Linked DNA regions of Homo sapiens: all the other regions are linked to region 2. A link is a loop called in an ENCODE intact Hi-C map of the cell type or tissue named here. Cell type or tissue: GM12878. All regions are shown on one strand. Each heading gives the region's core, and the rest is flanking DNA. Links, peaks and the distances in the headings are about the cores only. Region 1 has its middle 490 kb from the start of LINC02531. Region 2 has its middle 39 kb from the start of MIR4643. Region 3 overlaps CASC6 (cancer susceptibility 6). Region 4 has its middle 190 kb from the start of MIR4643.

What was found. Peaks named below come from ENCODE experiments on the same cell type or tissue, not always from the same donor. Only the 100,000 strongest peaks of a DNase experiment are listed, where the experiment ranks them.
Region 1: a loop joins it to region 2, with 4 times the contacts of the local background. A loop is called at or near these places in 1 of 110 quality-filtered maps.
Region 3: it touches region 2 in a loop (2.1-fold over the local background); 1 of 110 quality-filtered maps calls a loop at or near these places.
Region 4: a loop joins it to region 2, with 3 times the contacts of the local background. A loop is called at or near these places in 1 of 110 quality-filtered maps.

What each region holds. Positions count from the first base shown.
Region 1 is chr6:92,231,984-92,237,220 of GRCh38, forward strand. No RefSeq gene overlaps it. Among named protein-coding and RNA genes, the nearest start is that of LINC02531, 490 kb to the right of the region's middle. In GM12878, for the core only: no CTCF peak of the experiment used is centred there; no DNase peak of the experiment used is centred there.
Region 2 is chr6:91,480,509-91,485,745 of GRCh38, forward strand. No RefSeq gene overlaps it. Among named protein-coding and RNA genes, the nearest start is that of MIR4643, 39 kb to the right of the region's middle. In GM12878, for the core only: no CTCF peak of the experiment used is centred there; a DNase peak (open chromatin) is centred at 2,163; H3K27ac peaks cover 2,837 bases.
Region 3 is chr6:91,661,816-91,667,052 of GRCh38, forward strand. All of the region lies in intron 2 of CASC6 (cancer susceptibility 6), which reads right to left. Among named protein-coding and RNA genes, the nearest start is that of CASC6, 26 kb to the right of the region's middle. In GM12878, for the core only: no CTCF peak of the experiment used is centred there; a DNase peak (open chromatin) is centred at 2,746.
Region 4 is chr6:91,327,918-91,333,154 of GRCh38, forward strand. No RefSeq gene overlaps it. Among named protein-coding and RNA genes, the nearest start is that of MIR4643, 190 kb to the right of the region's middle. In GM12878, for the core only: a CTCF peak has its summit at 2,441 (motif pointing right); a DNase peak (open chromatin) is centred at 2,494.

The sequences.
Region 1 (5,237 bases), core at 861-4,860, 750 kb after region 2:
TTGCCATTGTCCTGTGAATTCAAAGCACAGATCTTGATGCAGTATTAGTAACAACTTATGTCAATTTACAGATTTCCTGGGCTCTTCAACAATGGGACCAAAATCAGTTCTTGTTTCCAGTGCTAACTTTGAAATATGGAAGAAGGCTTACTCACTTACCTTGTGACTTTTGGAGGAAAACAGAAAAACATCTCTACTAAAATATATCTCTCATTATGTTATCGATACCTGAAATACCAACATGGAATTAGAACTAGCCTCAGAGGAGCTTTCTGTGAGTGAAACAGTTACTCTAGAACAACTGGATTCACTGCACAAGGAGGGCAAGCACTTAATATGTGATGTACATTGACCTAGGCATTGAGAAATTAGTAAGTAGCCCACTGGGAAGATGTATGCAATTATAGCAAAGCTAGAGAAAACAAAGGTAATGGAAGAAAATAGTGGAAAGCAATTGAAGGTAAATTCACTGATTATACAACCAAGAGTCATACTGACTTTGAGGAATTAGCTCAAAAGCAAAATGAAACGGTTGGGAAAGTGAGAGCACTTTTGGAGTTTCTGAATAGAAAAAAAGTTTTTTTCAGATTCTATAGATAACTACAAGTAGAGATTAACACCAAGAAGTTTAGATGGGAGAAAGAAACACAAATGAATATACTAAGAGTTGATGTAGAAAGGAACCAGAATTTATAAGGAGATAATTCAATCAAATAATATCCGAAAAAAGAATCCTTGTTCTCTCTTCTCAGAGTGTCATGGTGGAAAGAGCTTTGATTTTGGATTTAGAACAACGTGGATCAGAATCCTGAATTTGTCTCTTATTAGTCATTTGGTACTGGAAAGATGTTAACTTTATCAATCTGTTTCCTCATTTCTACCAGGGAGTAATACCAGCCTATATCTATTTTTGTAAAGATTCAGCATATTAAAATCTTCATTACAAGGCCATATTTCTATAAATTACTGATATGTAATAGAGGTAACACTGCATATCAGTGGAGAAAAAAAGTGGTTATTTAAAAAGTAGAAAAAAAAAGAGAAAATTGCACACTGACCTTATTACCACACACAAAACATCATTTCAGACCGATTAAAAGCCTCCGTGTGAAAGACAAACCAAAATGGTTTTCAGAAAAAATATGGAATAACATTTCCATGACTCTTGGGGTAAAGATTTCTCAAACAAGATATAAGATGAATTAACCACAACACATTGCTTGAGAAGTTATATTACATTAAAACTAAGAGCTTATGTTTATCAAAAGATAACTCTACACATCCATCAAATTGACAAAAATTTAAAGGTTGGACAATAACACATGGTGTGGATATGAAGCTATGGAAACTTTCACACATTCTTGGTGGAAGTATATATTGCCAATTGCTTTAGAAAACAGTTAGCATTATCTAACAAAGACAAAACTATGCAAACTCTATGACCTGAGGTTTGTATTCCAGAGAAGCTTATGCAAGTATTCATCAAAATCTATGTGCAAAAATGCTCAGAGTGACATTTTTATATAGCTAAAAGCCAGAGAAACAGCCCAAATGTATATAAATAGACACATAAATTGTAGGATAGTGAATAATTTACAAAAGTGAAAGTGACCAAATTATTTCTACATGCAAAACCATGGATAAATCTTTAGAGCAAAATGTTGTGTACAAGATGACAAACTTAAAAATATGTAGATGGAATGATTTAAATCATGAACATTTCCAGAACAAGCAAAGCTAAATGGTCTTACTTAAGGATATGTGAATAGGTAGCAAAAAATGGAAAGAAGAAATTATCTCAAAATCAGGATCAGTTATGGCTGTGATCACAAAGGAGCACACAAAGGGTTCTAGAGTACTGGCAATATGATTTTGTTTATCATTGGTGAATAATCTGGCTCAAATTTATCTTGTTGTGTTTATAAGAAAAAATTCAATGTGGTATTTTATACAATTTTAAGTTAGCAGCCCTCCAATATTAATGTGCTTCTATAATAGACATTCATATCTGTGGTGTATATTCTCTATTTTTTCTTCTATATCCACCCTCCACCCTTGTCCATCTTGAGAGGCTAACCTTTTTAGAATCATAGTGGTCTCTCTTGTCCTCCAGGTTCGAGTGGTTTTGACTAATGAAAGTTACCAGCAGAAATGAGGGCAAGCTCAAGGTACTTTTTCCTCTACCTTTCTAGTATTGCAAGCTCCTAATAAGTAGTCCTATCCTACAACTATGTTAATTTTCCTCTTTCTGGTTACATGCTGTTTCCTTCCCTTGTTATGGGAACCAGTAATGACACTCTGTTTTTATTTCCAAAATATTGCCTCATTCCTTACTGGTTTTCCTTAATCCTGCTCACACCATTATTAATAGACCCTCTACTCAATCCTGTATTTGAATGTGGTGTCTGTTTCTCACCAGTTTCCTACTGATACAATGCCCTTTTCCTTCTTCATGATCTGATCAAAATGAAAAAGTGTCCCTAATCACTTTAGCTGAAACTTCATATTTTAATAATACACATTGTTGGCATCTTTTGCTTTTCTAATTAAATATTTCCTCTATTTTTTATTTTATTCATAAGATCATATGCATCTTGAGAGCAGGATAATCTCATGGCCCTATTTCACACCATTTTGTTCATGACATGGCATTCAAAAAACACTCTGAACACGTTTTGTTTCTATCTTTTAATAAAGCTATAAATTGATTTGACAGTAATGTCTATGCATTACTTCTATACATGATATAGAAGTTAAGTTCATATACTTGCTGACTGGTTAATCCATTATATTTAACCAATATAATTTGATTTGGCAAATAAAGCTAATGATTTTCATAAATACAAAAGTTCCTCAAGTCTATTACTTAATAGATAAGGCAGAATTTTCCTTAGTGATTCTTTCATCTGTATTATTAAATGTTTATGTTTATGTGTTGTAACAGAATAATGCTATTCGTCATCATTTACATGCTATTACAAGAACATTATTATACTTATTCATATTATAGAAAATTAGAAGATTTTAACTGTGTATAACTTAATATTCCATTGTGAAAAGAAAATGATATTAATATTTCCATTATTTTATCAGGATATAATCAGCTAACATTGTCACATAAGCCCACATAGTATCCAATACTGTAGCAGCACAGAAATGGGTTTTATTTCCACTATATTAGGTATTGAATAAAACTGCATGTTGGGACTTTTAAATTAACTTTTAATGTTACTTTAATGAGGCAGAATTTCTGCCAATCCAGTCCCCAAGGCAATATTATTTAGCAGTACTTTGTGTTTTAGTTTTATATTTTCAGGAATGCCACACTACCATGGGGACTTATTAGATGCAGTCTGGTTTGTTCAATAGACCTTCTTTCCTATATTAAGGCAGTCTAACAGGGAAGAAGAGAAGCAGATGATAAGCTGGTGACTGTACCTGCTGAATGTACATATTGCTATTATTTGCAATTATGTATATTTATTTGATTTTTGTCCTTATATTTCAATCAAGTTTATAAATTAATTGGTCATGATGTCTATGTCTTCAATTTTTAAACTTTCTCTTGAATAGGTGTAAACTTATATTATGGGGAAGATAATATTGATTTGTGACCTTCTACTATGGCTACCACCTACTTTTCAATCTTACTCTGTATCTATTGTAATATAGTAGGAGTAATATAACAATTTTTTAAATTCTTGATGAAAAACTTTACATTTATACAACTGATTATAATGTTTTCATGTGTTTCTGTGAATATGAGTATAAATTTAAAAATAATAAAATGATAATCTGAGGAATAGCACTAAAAAGATAGGAAATTTGCCACAGCCTATCTTCTGAAATTTTGAATTCTACTTTAATTTTTTTTTAACTTTTAATTTCAGGGGTACAAGTGCAGGTTTGTTACATAGGTAAACTTGTGTCGTGGGGGTTGTTATACAGATTATTTCATCACCCAGGTATTAAGCCTAGTACCCATTAGTTGTTTTCCTGATTATCTCCCTCCTCCCCAACTCCACCCTCCAAAACTCCCCAGGGTGTTTTGTTCCCCGCTATGTGTCCATGTGTTCTCGTCATTTAGCTCCCACTTATTAATATGCACATGCGCTATTTGGTTTTCTGTTCTTGTGTTAGTTTGCTAAGGATAATGGCCTCCAGCTTCATCCATGTCCGTGCAAAGGACATGATGTGCTTCTTTATTATGGCTGCATAGTATTCCATGGTGTATGTGAGCCACATTTTCTTTATCCAATCTGTCATTTATGGGCATTTGGGTTGATTAGATGTCATTGCTCTTGTGAATAGTGCTGCAATGAACATAAACATGCATATGTCTTTATAATGGAATGATTTATATTCCTTTGGGTATATACCCAGTAATGGGATTTCTGGGTTAAATGGTAATTCTGGCTTTAGGTCCTTGAGGAGTTGCCACACTGTCTTCCACATGGTTTGAACTAATTTACATTCTCACCAACAGTGTAAAAGCATTCATTTTTCTCTACAACCTTGCTAACATCTGTTATTTTTTGACTTTTTAATAATAGCTATTCTGATTGCTGTTGGATGGTATCTCATTGTGGTTTGGATTTGCATTTCTCTAATGATCAGTGATGTTGAGCTTTTTTTTTCATGATAGTTGGCCACATGTATGTTTTCTTTTGAAAAGTGTCTGTTCGTTTACTTTGCCTATATTTATGGGGCCATTTTTTTTCTTTTAAATTTGTTTAAGTTCCTTATGGATGCTAGATATTAGACCTTTGTCAGATGCATAGTTTGCAAAAATGTTCTCCCATTCTGTAGGTTGTCTGTTTACTCTACTGATAGTTTCCTTTGCTGTGCAGAGCTTTTTAGTTTAATTAGATCCCATTTTCCAATTTTGCTTTTGTTGCAATTGCTTTTGGCATCTTCATCATGAAATCTTTGCCTGGGCCTATGTCCTGAATCATATTGCTTAGGTTGTCTTCCAGGGTTTTACATTTAAGTCTTTAATCCATCTTGGGTTGATTTTTGTATATGGTGTAAGGAAGGCATCCAGTTTCAGTCTTCTGCATACGGCTAGCCAGTTATCCCAGCACCATTACTGAACAAGGAATCCTTTCTCCATTGCTTTTATCAAGTTTGTCGAAGATCAGATAGTTGTAGGTGTGTGGTCTTATTTCTGGGTTCTCTTTTCTGTTCCATTTGTCTATGTATCTCTTCTTGTACCAGTACCATGCTATTTTGGTTAC
Region 2 (5,237 bases), core at 599-4,598:
TGTGCAGGAGAGATCTACATAAATAACAAAGTTTGCCCTACTTGTGTTGAGAGCATTCAATTTCTTTTTTTTCCCAGGAAGTGAATTGTACTTTGGACTGAGCCGAGTCATAATTAAGCTGTACTAAGAAAACATTCAAGTAACAATGATTTGCAAATGATCAAATTATTGTCAGCTTAGCATGGGGCTTCACCAGCTGGAGTGATTTCTCTATTATAACCATATGTCTGTTAATAAATTTGATTCAAATGTATAACAATTACAAATATTTTAGAGACTGGGCAGAGCAATTAAAATCAGGTAAGGTTGTTCTTGTGACTTGGTCTTAAAATAAATGAAGAGACTACAATGATGAAGCTAAATGCTACTTGGTTAGAGACTGCAAGATGCGATAAAGCAGTTAGCATGTCTAAAATCGAATTGTTTCAGATGTAGTATGTTGACCCATCACACAGGATGGCTTAATAGAGTGTCACTTAAAACACTGAAAGCACCGTGCAGGCTTCAGAGGAATTCCCCTGTTATCTTCCTGAGTTTACCTCATGAATGTTTCAATAAAAGTGGAGAAGAATGATCATTAGCAAAGTGGAATTACAGAGTAGGTCATTTGGGGGCACAATACTGTACCTGACTTTTAAAAAAGTAATGATCTTGGTAAAGGTACAAGTGAAAAAGAGACTTTTTGGGGAGTATTTTTTCTTACGTCTTTGAAGGAGTAGAAGCTTCATCTTCCAGGAATTTTTAATCTTCCTTTCTCCCTAAATCTGCTCTTTGAGCTCCTTAAGATACATTAATCTGCAATGTCCCACTGTCTCCTATCGCATTTCCCAGTTTAAATTATCTGGAAAAGGCAACTGTACTTCTGTACCATCTTTACAAATTCATGATCTTACTAAAAAGTGTGTTACTGAAACTGCTGACCTCTCTCATCCTCACATCTTACAAAAACACAGTCCTGACAGCTGTATTAGCAAAATTGTAAATCCAGTAAAGAAGTTATTAATATGGAAAGGTCAGTACATGTCAGAAATGGTAAAGTGTGGATAACTGATAGAAAATTACAAATTGGGAACTGCTTTGAAGAAGGCAAAAGAGCCTTTAACTGGTTCAAAATATTTGAAATTTTGATAATTTGTTTAATGACTTGAATCATCATAATCTTTTGGAAATTGATTGGATCATGTATATTTTTCTTTGAGGGCAAATTTCTTCTACATCTTTATTTCTTTTTTCTCACACACTGAATTGTTCCTTTTTTAGCTATATATTTTATGGTATAACTTTTAATTCTTCCTTGTAGAAAAACAACATGGTTTCTGGAAGACTCAGTTATTCTTCCCAGAAATTTTAGATTTTTTGAGACACAAACAAACATATGAAGAAACAGTTTCTGAATCTTAAAAACCACATTGAGTTCCAGTTCTAAAATCAGCGGTAAATATAGGCATATAAAACAATGTAAACTCTACTTGTCATCAGAACAGTAGCCTATGGACATAGTAAGTGTTTAATATTATTTTTGAATCAATTATTTTTATTTTTAGAAACAAAAAGGCAAAGATGAGACTGTATTTCCTGAGTGATATAAACTAACAATTGTCTATTCAAAGAATATAGCTGTTTGTCTGCTCTTATGTAATATTCTTAATTATCTGAAAGAGGAATGGCCTAGTGAGAACTCCACCTTTTAGATGTCCATGACCTCTTCCAAGTAGTCAGTAACTTGCTATGGGAGATGAGCCTGGGAATTCTGTAAGGTAATTAGAATGTTACTTTTAAATCTGGATCATTGCATTTTATGTTAATTTTCTCACTTGTTCTTTACAATAACTTTTTGAAATTTGATTATGTAGGCAGGACAGTTACGGTTGCTTTTTACAGATAAACAAACTGAGGCTGTGAGAAGTAAAAGGATTTCCCCAAGTTCATTCAACCAGCAGTGAAACAGTTTGTATTGAAACAAAGGATGTTTGACTCCTACTCCTAGGCTGCCTGATGCAGTAAAGGCATCAGAAGCCAAATGAATGTATAAGTTCACAAAGGATTAGATACATTTTGATGTCAGATTCATAACAGATTGTTAAAGGTCATCAGGTGTTCTTAATATACACTTCCTGCTTCTTCAGGGTAATGTCATGGTGGGTAACCATGCAATCCCCTAAAAAACCCTTTGCTGTCACTGTCAGAGACAGATTTCTGGACTCTAGGCCCATTGGCCTGTCCCAGTGAGTCATTTCTCAAGTTCTTATCTTTTGGATACAGAAGCATATTACTTGAGAGTGTGAAGGGGAAGTTGGCTTTAATCTTAATTGCCTGCATAACAGTATTTTTAAAATGATCTCACTCTGTAAAATATAAAACGCTACCACTACCATAGAAGTCAGGAATGTTAGAGCAGAGCAAAGATTATTAGAAAAGTCAAGCTTGCAATATACATTCCATCCCTCTGAATTTGCCATTAAAACACGGTTGCAGTTCCAAGCAGACCATAGCCAGACTGCAGAATGCACAGTCTGTGTAACTACTCTATCCCTACTCAATTTGCATGCCAGGACAGAACAGGTATTTATCTAAATGTTATGTAATTTTTTTTGTTTCCTTGATGTTACTGTGCTCCTCTAACGTCTTTGTTTAAATCGCTTGTTTATGAAAATAGCGCAATATAGGTTATGGGTATGATGCATGTGGCTTCTCATATGATAGATATTTTGTTAATCAACATTTTAATTTTACTATGTTCATTCCATGATTAAGCCAGTTATTTGATCTTATTAGGGATTTACCTGATTTGACTAAAAGAGCTACGGAGCCAAAACCATGGGTTCAAGTACTGAAGCAGCTGTTTTTGTTGGCCAATATAAGATAAATACAACCTGGCTTAGATAGCACTTATACTCTGATGCGTCCTAAATCTAAACAGATAATATATTATGCTTTCAGTTGCCTGTTTTCGCAGTAACTCATGATTTCACATAATAAAAGAAACTATGTACAAAAAAACATTTAATTCCCAGACTTTTACAGAAGTGGCCTAGGAGAGGGGGTGAGGATACCCGATTCTGTGTTGGTTTCACATGTAGACAGTTAATCTGACTCAGAATGCTACTGCTTTCCACGGTAAAGGGAAAGCTCATGACTAAAGTGTGCAGCAGAAATGGAAACTTCTAAGATCCATGCTGTTGTTGAGTTTTAAACATTTTATACAACATTTTAGTGGGTACAAGCTATTTTCCAGGCTTATAGTAATTTCTGATACATCTCTTGCTGGCTGAGAAAGGTGATCAAGTGTATAAATTCCATAACATATCAAATCTCTATTCACTCATATATTCCCATGCACACATGCCTCGAAGCCGGAAGATTTGGATTAGAGCCTGTGCTGGTGCTGCTGCTTATTTGCCCTGTCATCTTGGGCAGGTTATTTTAGGTCGTAGGTTCTTAGTTACTTCCTTTGTGAAATGTGAAGATCAAATCTGCTTTGATTAATTTAGCATGCTCTAGCCTAGCAAAATTCTTAATGATAAAAAGTAATTATTATTAGTAGTAAGTTTTTGGCATGGAATATGACAGTACATGTAAAAATACTCTGAAGACTTTAAAACACTATGTTTAGTTAGCTACTACTGAATAATTATTTCAAATAATGTTAACATAAACATATGCTAAGCATGTACTCAAATAGAATGTTTGCCTATATAACATTTTAAAGGTAAGTTTTAAAGTATCAAGTGAAAATATTTTTGATTTGTATGTATATATAAATGTATGTGTATATATACATTCTTAATATGGTATAGCATGTGACTATCACAATTCCTAATCTAGATATTTTACTCTGTGATCTTGGGCAAGGTATTTTCCTTTGCTCACCTAAATAGGTTTTTTAAAACTTTTTACTTTATCTATTAAATGTAAAGTAAAACAATCTGTATCAGAGATTTGTGGGCAGAATTAAAGGAAGCCAGAGTACTTGGATCTTCAGGCCGGGCGCTGTGGTTCACGCCTGTAATCCCAGCACTTTGGGAGGCTGAGGTGGGCAGATCACGAGGTCAGGAGATCGAGACCATCCTGGCTAACACGGTGAAGCCCTGTCTCTACTAAAAACACAAAAAATTAGCCGGGTGTGTTGGCGGGTGCCTGTAGTCCCAGCTACTAGGGAGGCTGAGGCAGGAGAATGGCATGAACCTGGGAGGTGGAGCTTGCAGTGAGCCGAGATCGCACCACTGCACTCCAGCCTGGCCGACAGAGCGAGACTCCATCACAAAAAAAAAAAAAAAAAAAAAGAAATAGATCTTCAATAGACCCTCACTAATTATTATTAGAATATGGATCATGCAAAATTGTATGACAGCCAAGTTAGGTTTCAAAACATATCTTCCCACTCTAATATATAATGCTTCACAAATTTTTCTACATGTAAACAATAATGTACATATCAGAAAGAATAAATTGATGTGGCTTAGAGGTAGAGCTTTTACATATGGAAGACCCTGAAATCTTTAATTTTCTACTAAGCTAGGGGCATAAACTGCACTTTTAAAATTTTATAACCCTATACCTTTCCAGGAGCTAGTACATATTGTTTGATGAATTCTTACAAAACTTAAAAGATGAGAGAGGAATTATTATAAAAAGGAACAGATGATAGAATCACCTGGGGGCATCCATAGCTCTCAGGCATGTATTTTCCTACATAGTTGCTGGGTCCATGCTGCTATTGTGCCTCCCTCTGGGGACAGCACACATGTGCAGCCACATGCAGTGTAGCAGGACATCCTTCTCCCATATCCTCCTCCCTGTCATACTCTTAATTGGTCTAATGAGCTATGTTGACATGGAGCTCTCTCTACTACTATGTTCTCAGGACATGGGAAACAGCACATTTTCCTGTGTGACCCAAATGGGGCATCTCTAAAAAACGTAGTAGTAGCTGCACATCCGGTGTGTCTATCCATGGGAGGGTTAAGGAAACCTACCATAAGTCTGCTCTTGGGTGGACTTTTTCAAATTGAGTTCTCTCATTGCTTCAAAGATACCAAGTCAGGACACAGAGATATACTTGGATCTTCAAATGTTTATTTTATTTTTCTTTAAATCTGAGCAGGATTTACAGGTCTTTTCTCTCCCCCTTCCACCCCTCAACAAATGTGTTGAACATAGGTCTATTTCATTTAGGTCCTAAGCAATGTGCTCTACCAATGATCTATGCTGCCTCAGGGCTTGGCTGAATTTAATGA
Region 3 (5,237 bases), core at 513-4,512, 180 kb after region 2:
ATCAGAATCCTCTTAAATTTTGGAAGGAAGTAACTTCCAAAGGAATAGCACTGCTTTCAAATATCTTTTATCTTTAGTGTTTATTTTTGGTATTTCATAGGCCCAGTAAGAAATATGAGAACATTATAATAATCAAAGTACCTGGCTTTTCAACATTTTTTTCTCAAGCTCTATGAGTAATAATCTCTGAATAAAGATCATGTGAATCATAATTATTCTTATCTTTTGTTCTATAATTGCTTTTGGGGGATATAATTTTCTCTGAAAAATGTTGAAACTAAGACTAAGAGGTGTTAAATGAGTTGGTGAAGGACACATGGTTCCTTAGTGGTTTCTTTTTTTTTTCAACATACTTCATTTAATAAGCAGGCTTCCATGGCTAAACTCTCTTTTGCTACAAGAAACTACTTAAAGAAGAAGAAAAAATAAAACAAATATTTATTGAGCACCATCTATATGTTATACACCGTTTCTTATGTTATAAACTACCTATTCTCCTTTTGTAAACATGAGATTTTGCAAATTAGTGTAATTAAATTAACCTGGCTAAGGTCACAGCATAGCTCAAAAGTCCTCATTGAAATCTAGTAGTCTGACTCCAAAGCCCATGCCTTTTCAGTTGACTAAAAGTTTCCCTTGCCAAAATGAAGACACCTGTCGTCAATCATCTAAAAATGTTAATAAGTCATTCCTGTTTTCCCTCTGCTGAGGCTGCCACCGTCACCTAGCAAAATAATTATCTGCTATGAGTGCTATGAGACATTTGACTTTGCTGCTCTGATTCTTCAATAATGAAATATTTAAAAAATGGAAGCTAGGAGTAGCTTTAGATAGATGGCAAATAGCCAGGGAGTGTTTGTAGGACTATTGCCTTGTCTAAAGTCTGGCTCTAGAACTTCAATTATGCTGCACACTCTTTTTTTTTTTTTTTTTTTTTTTTTTTTTTTTTTTTGAGACAGAGCTTTGCTCTTGTTGCCCAGGCTGGAGGGCAATGGCACAATCTTGGCTCACTGCAACCTCCGCCTCCTGGGTTCGAGCGATTTTCCTGACTCAGCCTCCTGAGTAGCTGGGATTATAGGCATGAGCCACCACAGCTGACTAATTTTGTAATTTTAGTAGAGACGGGGTTTCTCCATTTTGGTCAGGCTGGTCTCGAACACCCGACCTCACGTGATCCGCCTGCCTCGGCCTCCCAAAGTGCTGGGATTACAGGCGTGAACCACCGTGCCCGGCCTGCTGCACACTCTTTAGGTGCCCAATGACACTGGAGGTGATGGAAGCCCCATCGGCACCTATGACCAGAGCATGCAGCCTTCATTCCCACCTTGTCAGGGATGTTCTCAAGACCAGAAGCACCATGACCAGTTTTGAAACACTTTAGAGCATACGTTGGCCTTTAGCTTCAACCCTAAGGGACTTCATTTTTGTTCCTGTTGTACATAAGCTCCGTTTGGAAGCCATTCCAGGTGACTACACTGACAAGGCAGCCTAAGTTCAGGGAGGGAAGCATGACACTCATCTACTTTAAGGCATTTTCTTGCCACCTGGTGCTGTCCATCCAGGGAGAACCAAATTAGACCAAACCACTTATTGATCTCCTTTTTCTTGTTATTAACGTTTTATTTTAATGTCGGGGAGATGTGTTATTTTTCAATTTTTTTATTAATTTTTTCTATACTTCTTATAATTGTATTTATTTGCTTATTTTTTGGACATGAAAATTTTAGGGATAGATTTTTGTTTATTTAAGTGCTATAGAAACTAAGGGGAGAAATAAAAAGTGTCAAATTATTGAGTTTTGCAAACAAAACTATAACAAAAATCCAAATAAAACCTTCTTTGTTTGGGAAAAGTAATAAAAAGAAAATGGATTTTAAAATCAGGCAAGACTGAAGTTTGAATGCTGGCTTCACCACTTGAGATTCAACATCTGCTCAGACCCATAAAGTTTATCATTTTGAAAGTGGGAGAAACTATCTACATTGCAGAGTTGATAAGAGCACTAATGATGATAATGTATCTGATGTGGCTTGGCTGTGTCCTCACCCAAATTGCATCTTAAATTGTAGCTCCCATAATTCCCACTTGTTGTGGGAGGAACCTGGTGGGAGATAATAGAATCATGGGGATTGTTTCTCCCATACTGCTCTCGTGGTAGTGAATAAGTCTCATGAGATCTGATGTTTTTATAAGTGGTTTTCCCTTTTGCTTGGCTCTCATTGTCTCTTGCCTGCCGCCATGTAAGATGTGCCTTTTGCCTTTCACCGTGATTGTGAGGCCTCCCCAGCCACATGGAACTGTGAGTACTTTAAACCTCTTTTTCTTTATAAATTACCCAGTTTTGAGTATGCCTTTACTAGCAGCATGAGAACAGACTAATACAGTGTCCATCACAAATACCTAGCCTGTGGGCAGCATTTAGTTAATTGTGGCTATTATTATTTACCTGTATTACTGGTATTGTTATTTTCTTCACTGGTCCATTGAGAAAGTTACTGGATCAGAGATTCATGAAACCTCAAGCAATAAGCCATGGTACATGGCTGAGGTGGAGCAGGCTGTCATGTCTATTACACTCCAGGAGCCTCCAAGGTGCAAAGCACATTCTGCAGGGTATATCAGAACTGTTCTCCCTTGGTTCCTCTCTCTCTTTCAGGTTCAAAGTCCCCAGTGAGTCACTTGGGTAAGTGAATGCTCTTGGACTTATGTCAGTCTCCTGGCCATAAATAGTCGTGATCAGGCAGGAATAAGTAGAGAAGTACAGAGAGCAGAGAGTGGTGTTTTTACTACCTTTCCAGATCTACCACATCCTCTACATTGTGGCTACTGTGAAATATTTAGAAAGTTTTTCATGTCACTTCCTGCTTAAATCTATCTATACTTGGTATAAAATCTAAATTCTTCATCAGAGCCTGAAAGTCTTTATGTGACCTGAAACTCCCTGTGTCTCTAAGAACCTCCTATATGAGACCACTTGTTCATCCTAGTCTAGGCACCTCTTGCCTCATCTTAGATTCTTTCCTTTCTGTTTCCCCTATGTGAATCAACCTGTCCTTGGTGCTTCAAATGGCCGGCTCCTTCTCAAACTGCATATCTTGACTCAGATATCTCTCATTTGCAGAGACCTTACAAACTCCTTCTCTCTGAATGAATACTACCCAAGCCCCCTATTATGATTATTTCCTTTTGTTCTTTTTTTTGGTCTCACTCTGTCACCCAGACTGGAGTGCAGTGGCGCCATCTCTGCTCACTGCAACCTCTACCTCCCAGAGTCAAGTGATTCTCGTGCCTCAGCCTCCCAAGTAGCTGGGACTACAAGCGCCCACCACCACACCTGGCTAATTTTTGTATTTTTTTAGTAGAGACAGAGTTTCGCCATGTTGGCCAGGTTGGTCTCAAACTCATGACCTCAGATGATCTGCCCGCCTTGGCCTCCCACAGTGCTGGAATTACAGGCATGAGCCACTGCACCTGGCCCTTACTGATTATTTTGTATTATATTGCCATTTATTTTTGCTGTGTAGCTTTCTTGAAAAGTTACAATTATAATTTACTATCTTTTCTGTGCTTTCTAGAAGAAATGAATTTGAGGACAAGAACCACCATATACTCAGCCTAGTACATAATAGGCATTCAATAAAGCAGTTGTTGAATAATTTTATGTTCCTGGAATGCAGGTGTGTAAGATGAGAATGGCAAGAGGTGAGATGAGAGAGACACACCTAGGAGCTACAACATAACAGCTCTTATACTCCATACCAGGCTAAATATTTTTTTCCTTTTTATTTTCTTTTCCAAAAGGAATGGAAGTTTAAGGACTATGAACAGATAATAGCATAGTCAGGTTTATATAATATCTCAGGTATAATATAATTTATATATGGACTGAACAGTGGTAGGTAGATAAAGCAGAGGTGAAGAAACCAAGACATTTTAAAAATATAGACCTGATAGGAGTTGGTGATTTATTTGACTAAGGAAAGAAGAATATTAGAAAATAATTTTTGATCATTAATTGTTGATTATTCACAGAATCTTATTTATTCCTGTAACTGATTTTACAATTAAGGTATAGTGACTGATAATCTCTGTAAAAAGACTCATGGTTCTTCACCTATACAGACATAAACTTTTCCTATCTTATTGAATGTCAACTTTAGGGCTGATTTTAAGAATACATAGGAATTCACATATGTATTTTCAGCTGGTATAATATAATATCATTTCAACAACCCCACAAACTCAGCTTAATCCATAGTTCAGATTCATACCTTTGTATTGATTAATAGTCTATTATTTTGTTTCCACAAACTATTTTAATAAGTCATTACTAAATCCTGTGGCCAATGGTACTCTTCAGAGATCTCTATGTACAATGGAACTTACTATGACAGAAATATTTTACAAATTGTCTGCTGCCTATTGCTTACATTTCAGTTTTTTATCTGGTTATTTCCTGAAAATTATAAGAAAACACTTCAGAAAAACAACCAAACACACACAGTTATAAATGAGCTTATGAAAGAAAATTTCAGTTGGAAGAACTGCACCATCCCAATTGCCTTGATATTCTCGTTGACTCTTTTTCTTTTTCTGAATTTCCCCTCTCACAGGTTTTCTCTTAGAGGTGATTGTGGGCCAGATGAGTCTAGTAGGCAGTGTACTGTAATTCTATGGCATCGTGGAGTTCTTCTCCAGTAAAAGAGATTTTTAGACCCAGGCCCAGGGCCTTTGTTTGAGTTAACCTATCCATCAGTTACATGGATGCTCTTTGTAAAACTTGACCCTGAACAGGGACCAGTTTTATTTGAATATTGTCGAGCTTATTAGCATGACTCCTTTGAAATGCTATCTTTTATGTTACATGTTTTCTCTTCTTTTGTTTCCATTCTTTCCATAGACTTTAAAAACTTCTGTTTCGGTGAATAGAAAACTCATTTTTTTTTTTCTTAAATCAAAAGCTCTTGCTCCTAAAGAATATCGAGTGCATTCATATTTTGCGATTTAGGGCAGTGCTTGGTGTTACCTTTGTAAATCAGATAAGTTTGGCCTACCTAGAGATGAGTGACATTCAGTGTGTTACTAACTCCTGCCAGTTTCCCAGTTAACCCCTAATGATCAAGCCAATCTCGTCACCCTCATATCCTCTATAGGGGGAAAGTCTAGATAGAAAATGGCTTTCAATTTAGGGTCACAATTTCACTTAATAAGAACATTATAGTGACCTTGTTTTACAA
Region 4 (5,237 bases), core at 827-4,826, 150 kb before region 2:
TCTATGAATGATTTTTTTTTTTCTGGTAAAGGTAGTTTTATTTGGTTGAGGTCTTTTGCTACTAACTCTTCATTCAGTGCTGTAGATCCATTCCAATGTCCATTTAGTGAGAATCACTGGGAGCGATTTGTGCAATTGATTGGTGACATCGAGCACAGAATTGATGCTTCATTGCTTTGGGAGTCCTTCCTAGAGGAGACAGAATTGTCAAACAAAATGCAGGAGAGTATTTCATCTGGGTGAAACTGGATATCACAATTGTTAGAACTCAGCTTCTGAAAATCCTGCTTATTTTCTCTCTGCTTTTTGACACCAAGCCGTGCCTAACTCCCCTGAATACTAGAGTGGTTTGTATTTGTATTCATGGTAGCTGTGCACTAAAACTACTGCAGATAATTTAGGTAATTGGCAAACCACAGGGGCACTTAGTCTGCTCACCTGCCTATTTTAGGTTGGCTCATCATCACTCTAATTGGCAGTGGGTAGTTACTGGTCCATTTGCCATGTATTATGACAAAAGATGCTAATGGGCCCCGGCAGTGGGTGGGTTGTACCTTTGCCCTGCTTCTGGCATGCAGAAAGCAATCCCACTGTTTTTGCATAGCAAGTAGCATGGCTGGACATTTTTCCTACATCAAAAAGAGCTTTTCCTTTTGAAAAATGACAACTTCCCCTGGCAAAGGCCTAATCTCAGAATTGACACGTATCCTTTCTCGCAGCCACCATATAGTACATTGTCCCTAAAAACAAGAGTACATCAGTCAAGGTAGTTTTCATCATTTTCACCACATTTTTATTATCAGAACTCCTCTGAAGCTTGAAATTGAAATCTGTTTCTTTCTTGACATTTTTCTCTATATTGGGCATGTAATTATGGGCCCAAACGAAGTTCAAGAGGAATGGATCAACAAAGCCCACAGCTAAGCACACTAAACCTTGATCTTGGAGGAAAATATGAATTCCAAGGTGGATTTGGACAGCTGTGCTATGAATGCCACAGTGAGCAAATGTGGAATCAGAAGGAATATCCCATGGTTAGCTGACATTTTTTTTTTACATAAATTCAAGGAACATAAGCAGAAATTCAGTTCTCCTAGCACACAGGATACTGGTTCTTAGCATTCTGAAGATAAGAACTCATTTGTAAAATAACAAAAAATGGTCTGCTCAGTGGATAATAATATTGATTTGACCAACTATCAATGGAGGGTATGTTAGTATTAATTCAACAATTTTAAATAAAATGTTTATTTTGTTAATTACAACAGCAACTACGCTTGGGGAAAAATCAGCGTAAGAGAGACATCATTCCAAAGGCTGGGCTTTGCACACAAATATAGATTAGCAGATACATAACAATTGCTCTGTGACCTATGGTTTGAAAATTGCTGATGCAGAGCCTATGAAGAAAGGCCTAGTTTATTTTAGTGTTGTAGTGCAATTGTGATGATAAACATTTATCAGGTTAATAAAATGGATTTATGATATGATGACATTGTGTGAGATGCATTTGTAGGTGGGTTTACATTAATTCACTAAAAAATCAGCCTAGAACTAAGAAAAAATAATTAATGTTTATTGATTAGAATGCTGTTAAATTATCTTTTATTTCCAACTGTTTGTCAGGTTGAATTAAAGTTACATGCAGTCATTAACATAAGTTGGTATGCTAAAGTTTTAAATAATGTGCTTGGATTTTAAACAACACGGAATTCATTCAGAACAGATACTGCAGACTCTGGCAATATTTTCACTCAATGATATTAGTAATTAGATCCAGGATTTTTCTAAAGCTTATACTTTAGGAGCGTATGAATTATGCTTGCATCTACAATTCCCCTCCGCTGGACATTGTTTTCTGCTAGATTATTAGCTGGAATATACCCAGACACTCTTATATTCATCTTTTGTGCTTGAAGATGCCACTGCTAATGGGCATTATATTCTGTGAGTGTTTGAGTGAGAGCAAAGTTAGAGAAGTGGCTGACAATAGTCTTTTTTCTCTGGTGGTGGTGGTGGCTTTTTGTGTAGAGAGAAAGATTCAGGAAGCTTTAAACCTTTGTTGAAACTGGTTCAGTGAATCTCTGTGAAGAAGCACTGGTGATGGCCTGTCTGTCTGTCTGTCAGGTGGTTTTCCTGTTATCTATGTAGAGGACATATTATTAGCTATGTTGTTCCTTGGGGTCTTATTGTATTTCTTTGAAGTGCTTGGCTAATGGTTATGTCACCTCAGCTACTCTGTGGAAGTCCTACCAGCCAGTCAGTCTCTGTTCCTGTCACAAACAGTACACCTATCCTAGCTTAATTGTATTCCAGGACTTTAGGATGGGTGGTTCATGGACCAACATTTCTGAATTTTAGCACTATTGCATTTGGAAACAATTTTTTGTTCAGGGCTGTACTGTGTGTGAGTGGTAGGATGTTTAGCAGCATCTCTGGCCTCTGCCCACTAGGTGCCAGTAGCACCTCCTTGCTCTGGTTGCAACAAGCAAAAATGTTTCAAGATGTTGCCAGTGTCCTCTTGGGGACAAAATGATTCCAAATTGAAAACCACTGTCCTAGGCTATCATGTGATGCTCAGTATGGCCTATACATAATAGGATATCAAGAAGATGGGAATGATGCTTATAATATGCCTAAAACATCTAATCAGAGAAACAGGACAATTCTATGGCCATTTTATAGGCCTTCAGTTTGAAGAAGATCTGTGCCACACTGCCTCTAACCAATATCATTCTATTTTTGAAAGGGATAGCAAATGGTTACATAAATAATAAAGATGGATATACTCTGTGTGTGTGTGTGTGTGTGTGTGTGTGTGTGTGTGTGTGTAATTTTCCCAGTATGATTCCTCTGTAGGTAAATGTTCTCAAGCCAAATTTCAGAATGTTTGGTGCTAATGTGTAAAGTCATATAGAAGCAAATTGCCTATTTTATGGACTTGAAATTGAAAGGGATTTGTAAATGTTACCACATTGATTTCTTTAGCTGAGTTTGACCTTAGTGGATGTATAGGAACAAACTATATTTCTTCTTTAGTTTTTTGGATAAAAGGAAAAGAGTGACCTAACTAAAATGGAAAGCTTATTGTTATTTTAATATAATGCATTCCTCACAGACCTTAGGAAGATCTTGGAGTCAGGGTATGAACAGCTGTTTGGAGTCATTCTCACATTTGTTCATGCGTTCATTTAACAGATATTTATTGAGCACTTCTTCTGTGCCAGAAGCACACAAGAGCCCAGTGTCTTCCTCTCTTTCTCTTTCTCTCTCTCTTCTCTGCATGGTCACTTCAGTCTTCTCCCTCTATTCCTCAGGCCCAGTTTTATGAGCTTCCTGGCCAATATGCAGAAAATAAGGTGCCCACATAGCTGACAAGTTTTCCTTGTCTTCTGCCTAAGAAAGTTCCTTCAGCTGAGGAGACCATCTCTTCGTGCTATTCACAGAGTTTAAGAGAAGGGACTCTGACTATCCTAATTGGGTCAGGTGCCCACCCTGAGCTAACAGTTGTGCCCAGCATGTACTATCCCAGGGAACAAACATGACTGCTGGGAGCCTTCCTCCACAGTCATATGAATCACATTGGAGGGAGCAAAGTTCCCAGAAAAGAGAGACTGTGTAACTCATCCTCAAAATCCCCAATTTGGAACAACATTTTAAGTGGCAAAATGCAAAAGGTGCACATAATAACTGAAGCAAATAAGAGGAAGTTGGGTGCAGGCCATAGTTGGAAAGTGTGTGTGGCTGCTCAGGGACATGGCTCCTCATCTTCAGTGATATCTAGAAAGTTAAAGAGAGCAGACAGAGGTGGGATTAGTATGACTATGTATGTACAAGCCACAGAAGTGGGTTAATTTCTCTCTAGTCCTTTAGAGATTTGGGAGATAGTTTGGGAATAATTCAGGAGTAAGTAAATAGTGATAGTAGCTGGGTGTGGTGGCTCTGCCTGTAATGTGAACACTTTGGGAGGTGGAGGCAGGAGGATGGCTTGAGCTCAGGAGTTTGAGACCAGTCTGGGAAACATAAGGAGACCCTGTCTCTAACAAACAAACAATAAACAAACAAGCAAACAAAAAAGGGAGAGAGAAAAAGTAAAGAAAAAGAATCTGGCATGAGAAGGCTGAGGTGTGAGGATCGCTTGAGTCCAGGAGGTCAAGGCATCAGTGAGCCATGATCACGCCACTACACTCCAGCCTGGGTGACACAGCAAGAGCATAGACGGGATTCTCATAGACCAGTTAGTTTGGCATTATCAAGCTGTAGATACAAGAGATTGTTCAGGAGGCCCATGTGCTGGGACATGATGAGAGAGGAGGATGCAGGGAAAATTTCCTCCTACCTCAGCTCCTCAGTACCCTTTCCTTTCACCACCCCTGGGCACAACTAGTGCAATCCAACGAGATAAGCTTGTAAGGCTGATGGGGATGCCCTGCCGTTTGTGACCATTATCATAAACCTTAGACCAGTTGACTCCTTCTAGACCTCCCATCTATGCAATACTTGGGCATGACCAATATGTTGAGGGGAAGATTATTAGAATCTTTGAAAAGCCAACACATAGTTGAAGAGAACACATCCACTTTATAATTTTATATTTGACAGAGAACTTGCTCAGGCCAAAACCAAATTTTCCAACTTCTACCATGATTCATGAGATCTTGCATTTGGGAGGAACTGTGCATTGACTCAGGTGATGATGAAGTGGCATATTTTCCCCAGTTTTCCTTATGTTTCTATATTCTTCAGAAAACTACAAAGAGTGATTTGCATACCATGCCCTGGGAAATCCAAAATTCTCTAGTGAATTTATACCAAATGCTCTCAAAATCACCATCTAATTCATAATACCACCTTACTTATTAATAATTAATTAATCAATGACTTGATATACTTAGGTAATACAGACTGTGGGGAAAAAAGGTAACCATGATGTTAGTTTCCTAGAGAAAGAGCAAGAATGCTTTCAGAGAAAGTCCAGCAACTCACCTGCTGTGGCATGGTTACTGGTGATGGGTAATATACATTCTCTGTTAATGGTGTAATGATACGCTTGGGCTTATTGCACATCCAAACATGATTAGTGTTTTCTACTTTAAAATGACTGCATAGAATACAATGTTTATTTAAGAGTAAATAATAGGAGTAAGCTAATTGAAAACTCAACTGCAATTGTAGCAATTGTTTAGAATTTGATTTTTTTAATATTTTAAATAATTTTTATTTCTGGGAGAAATATT